Linked DNA regions of Mus musculus: regions 1 and 3 are each linked to region 2. Evidence: chromatin loops called from intact Hi-C (ENCODE). Cell type or tissue: gastrocnemius. All regions are shown on one strand.

What was found. A loop is a pair of places that touch in the nucleus more often than their neighbours do. Peaks named below come from ENCODE experiments on the same cell type or tissue, not always from the same donor. Only the 100,000 strongest peaks of a DNase experiment are listed, where the experiment ranks them.
Region 1: it touches region 2 in a loop (4-fold over the local background); 23 of 42 quality-filtered maps call a loop at or near these places.
Region 3: a loop joins it to region 2, with 2.1 times the contacts of the local background. A loop is called at or near these places in 5 of 42 quality-filtered maps.

What each region holds. Positions count from the first base shown.
Region 1 is chr16:92,576,425-92,578,924 of GRCm38, reverse strand. No RefSeq gene overlaps it. Among named protein-coding and RNA genes, the nearest start is that of Gm30224, 18 kb to the left of the region's middle. In gastrocnemius, no CTCF peak of the experiment used is centred here; no DNase peak of the experiment used is centred here.
Region 2 is chr16:92,694,186-92,696,685 of GRCm38, reverse strand. Runx1 (runt related transcription factor 1) reads left to right here. Exons shown (of 8, transcript NM_001111021.2): 3 at 949-1,202. Among named protein-coding and RNA genes, the nearest start is that of Gm30281, 67 kb to the left of the region's middle. In gastrocnemius, no CTCF peak of the experiment used is centred here; a DNase peak (open chromatin) is centred at 1,021; H3K4me3 peaks cover 2,500 bases; H3K27ac peaks cover 2,308 bases.
Region 3 is chr16:92,641,012-92,643,511 of GRCm38, reverse strand. All of the region lies in intron 6 of Runx1 (runt related transcription factor 1), which reads left to right. Among named protein-coding and RNA genes, the nearest start is that of Gm30224, 46 kb to the right of the region's middle. In gastrocnemius, no CTCF peak of the experiment used is centred here; no DNase peak of the experiment used is centred here; H3K27ac peaks cover 164 bases.

The DNA.
Region 1 (2,500 bases), 120 kb after region 2:
ACATATATATCACAGACACAGCCCACACACAAACATGCACACACACACAAATCCATACACCGCACATGTATATATACATCACAGACATAAACCACACACAGAAATACACACATACATATACACACACATACATCACAGACATATACCACACACACACAGCACACATACCCACATACCACACACAAGGATAAGGATATGTATACCACACCCTCCTCATGTATTTATGTAAATATTACATGTAATATATGTAAACCTTCATTTCTGTATATATACATTCACACATACAGTGGATGTTCATGTATAATATTCATATTTATTATATGTATTATATATTCATGCATAGGTATATAAATGTGCATCTACTGTTTATGTGTGCATATATACATATATACATACACATACATATACATATGTGTTCACGAACATGCCCATAAATAAGCTCAATGTGCTCATTATATGCTTATAATATTATATATTATATGCTTGTTGTGTGTATACACACACATTTCACACACACGTGGCATCCCCCTGTATGTCCTCCTTACTGCTGATGACTGGGCTCGTGCTTTAAAGCATAGCCCCGTGACCTTGCCAGCTCTGTGTCCCTGGGACTAAGGTAACACCCACAAAGGCCACCTATCATTGTATCCAGTAACAAACATTCTCACAGGGAGGCAGCTCTGTGGATACAGAACTTGCAGCAAAAGCATAAAGACTGGAGTTCAAATCCCCAGAGCCCACATAAAAGCCAGGGGTGAAGGGCAAATCTGCAATCCCAGTGCTCCTACTACAAGACAGGAGGTAGAGGCAGGAGGGTCCCCAGAAGCTCAGGGTTAGCTGGTCTGGAGCACACGGTGGTGGCTGAGACCCTGTCACATAGGAGGAGCCACACAAGAGTTTGTCCTTTAACCTACAAATGCCTGTAATGGTCCAAATGCACCTTTTCCATCCCCGTTCTCTCTCTCTCTCTGTCTCTCTCTCTCTCTGTCTCTCTCTCTCTCTGTCTCTCTCTCTGTCTCTCTCTCTCTCTGTCTCTCTCTCTCTGTCTCTCTCTCTGTCTCTCTCTGTCTCTCTGTCTCTTCCCCCCCCCCTCTCTCTCTCTCACACACACACACACATCAAATGGCTGAGATTCTACCTTGCTGCGGTCAGAATGGATGCCTTCAAGAACAAGATCAGCAAACACTGCCAAGGAAGGAAGGATGCGGGAAGAAAAGAATAAAGAGTCCTTATTCGCTGCAATGGACGCAAGTTTGTGCAGCCGCTGTGGAAATCACTACAGAGGCTCTTTAAAAGCTGCAAACAGAGCTACCCCATGACCCAGCTCAACCACTCCTGGCTGTGTACCCAAAAGACTTCCAGTTAACACACCACAGAAATGCTGGAACAGCAGTGTTTATTGCTACAGTCTTCACAGGAGCCAGGACATGGAACCAGGCCTCGTATCCACCAGCAGATGAACGGACAGGGGAAACAGGGCCCGTGCACTGCAGAGTGTTTGCAGTGGTAAAGAAAACCGAAATCACAGCATTGGCAGGAAGATGGACCGGACTGGAAATCATCATGTTAAAAGACAGAAGTCTGACACAGAGAAGACAAAATTACCATGTTTTCTCTCATTTGCAGAAACCAGATGTAAAATGATGTGTATGTGTACATGTATGTACATGTGTGTACATGTGTTGGGAGCTACGAAACTAGGAATAGAAGTATGAGGAAAAGAAAGATCTTAAGGTGGAAACAGAGAGGGTGACAGAGCATTGTGAGAAAAAAAAAACAGAAGGGGTTGGTCTAGGGAAAAGTGGGGGAACAGGAGGGAAGGGATCGGACCGGGTAGCCATGCATGGGGAAGGGGAAAGAAACATACAGAGTTCACGTGTGTGTGAGACACCACAGTGAAACCTAGTACTTTCTATGCTAATCAAAAATTGTAACTTAAAAAAGAATGGGCTAAACAAATAAATATATCCTGACTGATTTTACGTTCTCCTGACACAAGCTATAGTTGTCCTAGAGGAGGAAACCTCAATTGAGAAGATGCCTCTATAAGATGGGGTTGCAGGCAAGCCTGCAGAGCATTTTCTTAATTAGTGACTGATGGGGGAGGGCCCAGCCCACTGTGGGTGGGGCCATCCCTGGAGCCTCTAGACCACCAGCTTCCCAAGTGCTCCGAGAGGTTTCAGGTCTGCCCTCAGCCTTTACCCCCTGTGCTGAGGACTATGAGACCCGTGTGTACTGTGTACCATGTGCCATGAACCGTGTGTGCTTGTTGTAGCTGCCCACTGCCAGACACACCCACCAGGCCATCCCTTGCTTCTCTTGGTCAGGCTAAGCCCCTAAATCCTGCTCCTTTCTCTTTCTGCTCTTTTGGGTGAGAACCAGCCGCTGCCGAGCCTAGTAGAGATGCCGCGTTATTTACCTTCATTTTCCTTTTGACTCTCTTCTTCTGATGCCTTTTTTTTTTTCACCCTCACCATGTTTCTTCTCCATCTTACACCTC
Region 2 (2,500 bases):
TCAGCCACAAACTTAACCAGCGTTCCCAAACCAGAGTCCTCAGCTGTGGGAAGCTCTACCCTGAGTGTCATCGAGTTTGACTTTTTTTTTTTTAAGATTAGCTACAGATCTTTGTAAAGCACTGACCATTTATTTGGCCAGAATTTATTGAGTAATGACAAGTGATCCTATCCCAGCCTTCCAACTACTGAAGCTGATTTTCAAGGCTACTTAAAAAAAAAAAAACTGCAGCAAACATTAATGGATTTCTGTTGTGTTTAAATTCTCTACAGATTGTATTGTAAATATTTTATGAAGTAGATCATATGTATATATTTATATATACGAGCACATACATTAGTAGCACAATCTTTTAAAGTTACGGCTCTTGCTTTTGAGAAACGAAGTGAGTTTTTCATGGTAAGAGGGGCGCTCTGTATGGAAGACACTCCTAAGTTTTGTATTTTGTTGAGACTCTAAACAAAACTGACCCGCAAGAAAGAAAAACAAACTGACAGGCAACTAACTGCTGGAACTTCCAAATCTAGTTTTTGCTGGTCATTTTTTGGTTGTTGTTGTTGTTCTGCGCATAAATATTTTAGGACGCGTATGGGAATTTTGCCTCCGGGACCGTTTGTAATAGCCAAAGACTGAACTTCAACTCTCAAAGCGAGGCTCTGTTGGGCATTTGACTTTGAATTCTGGTTGCCCACTTTTTAACGCACTAAGCGGCCAGTTGCTAACCCTGCTTGGGTGTGAGGCCGATCCGTGTAACTAGATCTCAGTCCGGGACTGATGGTAATTTAGTCTCCTACCCCCACAACCCTCCGGTAGTAATAAAGGCTTCTGAACTTGTATGTTGGTCTCCCGGGAGCAGCTTGCAGAAGATCCGAGCCCCTGTCGCCGTCTAGTAGGAGCTGTTTTCAGGGTCCTTACTCAATCGGCTTGTTGTGATGCGTATCCCCGTAGATGCCAGCACGAGCCGCCGCTTCACGCCGCCTTCCACCGCGCTGAGCCCCGGCAAGATGAGCGAGGCGCTGCCGCTGGGCGCCCCGGATGGCGGCGCCGCCCTGGCCAGCAAGCTGAGGAGCGGCGACCGCAGCATGGTGGAGGTACTAGCTGACCACCCTGGCGAGCTAGTGCGCACCGACAGCCCCAACTTCCTCTGCTCCGTGCTACCCACTCACTGGCGCTGCAACAAGACCCTGCCCATCGCTTTCAAGGTACTCCTGCCTGAAGAGGGTGGCGGGAGGAGCAGGTGGAGGTCAGCCGATGGCCAGAGTGAGCCTAGGGGGCAGAGGCTAAGGCGGCTTCTAGAGAAGGGTGCTGCCTGTAGTAGAAGTCTCTGGTCCTTCTCACTGAGTTTGGGATGGGGGGGGGGATGCTGCGTTACCGTGGCGACCCTCGGGAGGGTCAGCCTCAGAGGTATCCAAGAGGGAGTTTTTTTAAAAAAAAATCAGGATAATTTCAGAGCGCCTACCAAGGGCCTTCCTTATCTTTGCTACGAAATAGAAAAAGTTAGAACCTTGGATCGGGCCAGTCCATCTTCCTTAAGGTTCCCCGAACCTCTGGATGAACACCCAGACCGTTTTGTATCTCTCAAATGAAAGCATCAGGAAATAAAATAAGAGATGCTTTAGTACCTTCAGGTCAGAAGAAAAAAATAAATAAATAAACCAAGGGAAACAGCCAGGGATCACACACACACACACACACACACACACACACACACACACACACACACACACGCCCCGCCGCCTTTTTTTTTTTTTTTTTTTTTTAAATCGCGCTATAAGATTCAGCGTGTCCAAAGTCCGCGGCAAGGAGTAGTTGGTTAAGTTTGCCAAAGTCCGGAGTTTTTCCGAGCCTGTAGCCTGCTCCTGCCAGAAGCCGCAAGTATTGAATCCTGTTGCTTTTTCTGGAACCTCCAGAATATTATCGCTGGCTCACCTAAATTAAGCCCCAGGCAAGAAAGGTGACAAGGTGTCTACCGACACCCAAAAAGGTCCAATCCAGCAGCTTTTCTGTTTGAGCAAGGGGCCTTGTAGACCCGGCAACTTCAGGTGGGCAGCTCACGTTGGTCAGGTCGCTTTTCACCCTGATCTTGCCCTAGCTTTGTGTTGCGTCTAAAACTTGGCTTTCAGAAGCTATATATAAACAACCTCGGGCGGTTTAAAAAAAAAAAGAATAAGAAGAAGAAGAAGAAAGAAAGAACCACCCTACAACTCTGGCAGGGAGCTGGAGGAATTTAGATTCTCTTCTTTGGTCTTCTCCTGAGGTGGGTTTTAAAAGGTACAGCTGAGAGCAAAAAGACTCTGTCAAGTTGTGTTTTTAAAAGGCTAAGAAGGCGGGACCCGAGCTGAAAAGGGAAGCTGCTCTCCTTTTTCTTTTTTCTTTTTTTCAATTTAGCTGAATAATTGTCTCATTTAGGAGGGAGATTAATTTAATTTAAGCTTTTCGTAGTTCCAGGCCTCAGCTGGATCTTGATCTAATTACAATGAATAGCGCTCACTTTTTGACA
Region 3 (2,500 bases), 53 kb after region 2:
TGTATGTATGTATGTATGTGTTGTGTATACATGTATAAACACACATACACATACAAATCCAGCAAGGGGTTTTTAAGTTCTTGTTGCCTTTAGATTTTATGCTAAGTTTTCATTTAATATCTCTTCTTTCAAAATATGAAAGAGGCATGCGTGTGTATGTATGTGGTGTGGGCTGTATCAGGCAGAACATTTTCAGATCAGTAGCGTGAGTTCTGGTCACTCTGTGGGCCAGTCACCAGTGGCAAACACGCTGTAAGATGTAATAACTGCACATACCCTCTGTGCCAAGTTAGATAATGCTCACTGCATTTCCCCAGTCGGACGGCTGACGTCGGAATCTGTTTGTTCAGTGATATACCATTATAATAACCAAAAGGCAGTTTTCTCTGGGACAGGTGGGACACAGCTATTAATATGGCATGCTTACAGCAATACTCCTGCAGAGATGCAGGCCTGGGCAACTCAAATGAAGGGATGAGCAGCCCATACAAAGAAAGGGGCAGAGGATGGGCAGCAGGAGTGGGGCTCTGCCCTTCACAGAAAGCAAAGACTAGTGTCCTCTGAGCTTCACAGGAGAAAAGGGGGCATCTACTTGATAAGGTTTTTATCTGAGCCGATTGCTGTCTCTGGGGAGAAACACATGCAGGGCTCACAAATAGGCCCACATTTTCCAGAATGTAATATAGAAAGCCTATACCCCCAGGCATGGTATTACAGTCAAGTTATCATAGTACTTGCAGGATGGAGACAGCAGAATCAAGAGTTCAAGGCCAGCCATGGCTACGTAGCCAGCTTGAAGCCAACCAGAGATACATGAGACCGTGTTAGCACAGCACAGCGCCTCTCTTTTATATGAACAGACACAAAAATTAGGCTTTCTTCCTAGGTATGTTTAGAAAAAGGCCACACCAAAATCCTTAGGTGTTTTTGTGTGTGTGTGTGTGTGTGTGTGTGTGTGTGTGTGTGTAATAGTGACGAATAATCACTCAAAATACCCACACTAATTTTCCAAGGTCCCACAGTGCAGCTCGGTGGTGAATTGAGGCAAATGACACACTTTAGGTGAGATGGATGGACTGTGGGAGAAGGAGATATCCAAGGACATTTCTCTGCCTTCTGTTTACTCTCACTTAAGTTCACACACGTTTTCTCCGGGATCCCATGTCTAAAACCCAAAGAAAAGGCTGTTCTCTTGCCCTCTCCTGGCTGCCCCGAGCGCCCGTGAGCTGAGAAGGAGGCTGGTCTTTTACTTACAGTCAAACCAAAACTGGTAAGCGTCTTTAAAGCCAGTGCCAAACCATGCAGGAGCAAATTCAGATGGTTGCCTCTGCCTGCCTCATGAACCCGGACTGCTTCAGTTTGCCGTCTTACATACCTCGTCCCTAGAAACTGCAGAGGGTGGGTGGGCTCAAGGGAGCCCTGGGCCTTTGGAACCACCCACCTGTGCACAGAGGCATGGTCATGGACAGGTGGCTGCGCATCGGTGACTCTCCAGAACACTGCACTTGCTCTTAGAGTGTCCTAGGGGCTTGGTTGGTACTCTGAGAAGATGTGTGGACTATATTGTGGATTTTTTTTCCTCTCCAGTATATAAATTTGATAAGCAGGGATTTACTGGCCTCCAGGCAGACACGCGGTTTCAAACCCCATTGAAGATACTGCATATAAAACCAATTTCTCTTTCTTGTGTTCTCTCTCCCACCTTCTGGGTTTCTCTCCTCTCTTCTTTCTTCCTTCTCCCTTCTCCGGCTCTTCTCTGGTATCTCTTCTTATAAGAAAGTGCTATTTTATACAAATCTAGTTTTGAGTGAACTCCTGATTTTTTTTCACCCTTGAAATGTAAACATTAACAGGGATAGTGTAACAGGCAAGTTCTTCACATTGTTCCTGGCGTTGCGGGCAGTTACTGCCTGGTCCTAGCCGTAGAGCACACGTGCCTACTTAAGGTGGGAATTTAAGCGATGCACCATGGGACTGTGGCTCTCTGAAATGGCAGTCACAGTTTTAAGAAAACTATCCCAGAAGTAGCCAGGGCGGTGTCCCCTGGACACCACAGAGACACAGGAATGATTGTCAGCTTTAGAGGTGACAGTCACTGCAGGGGAGCGTCTGTGGAGCAGCAGAAGACTGCAGGCTGGAGCCACCCCTTGGCTCTGCCAGCAGAGGATCATGGGTATAGAATATCACATTTCCTTATCTTACCAAATAGACACCTCGAGTGATCTGCACTGGGGTTCAGATGGAGAGGGAAGACAGTTACCATGCCACCAAACCACTGTTTTGTTTGTTGAGGTTTTAACTTTAAAACAGCCGAGGTTAATTTCGACTTCCTATTTGAGCAAGTCTTTGAGTGGAATAGAAAGCTGTTTTGTCATGGCTGCCTGTTTACGCAAGTCAGGACACCATTGTTAAGTCCTGCCAAATTTCAGGGCTTTTCTCCGTTCCTTTTACAGCAGGAGTAGAGCAGATTACAGAGTTCTGGGGTAGCCGGGCCTGGTCC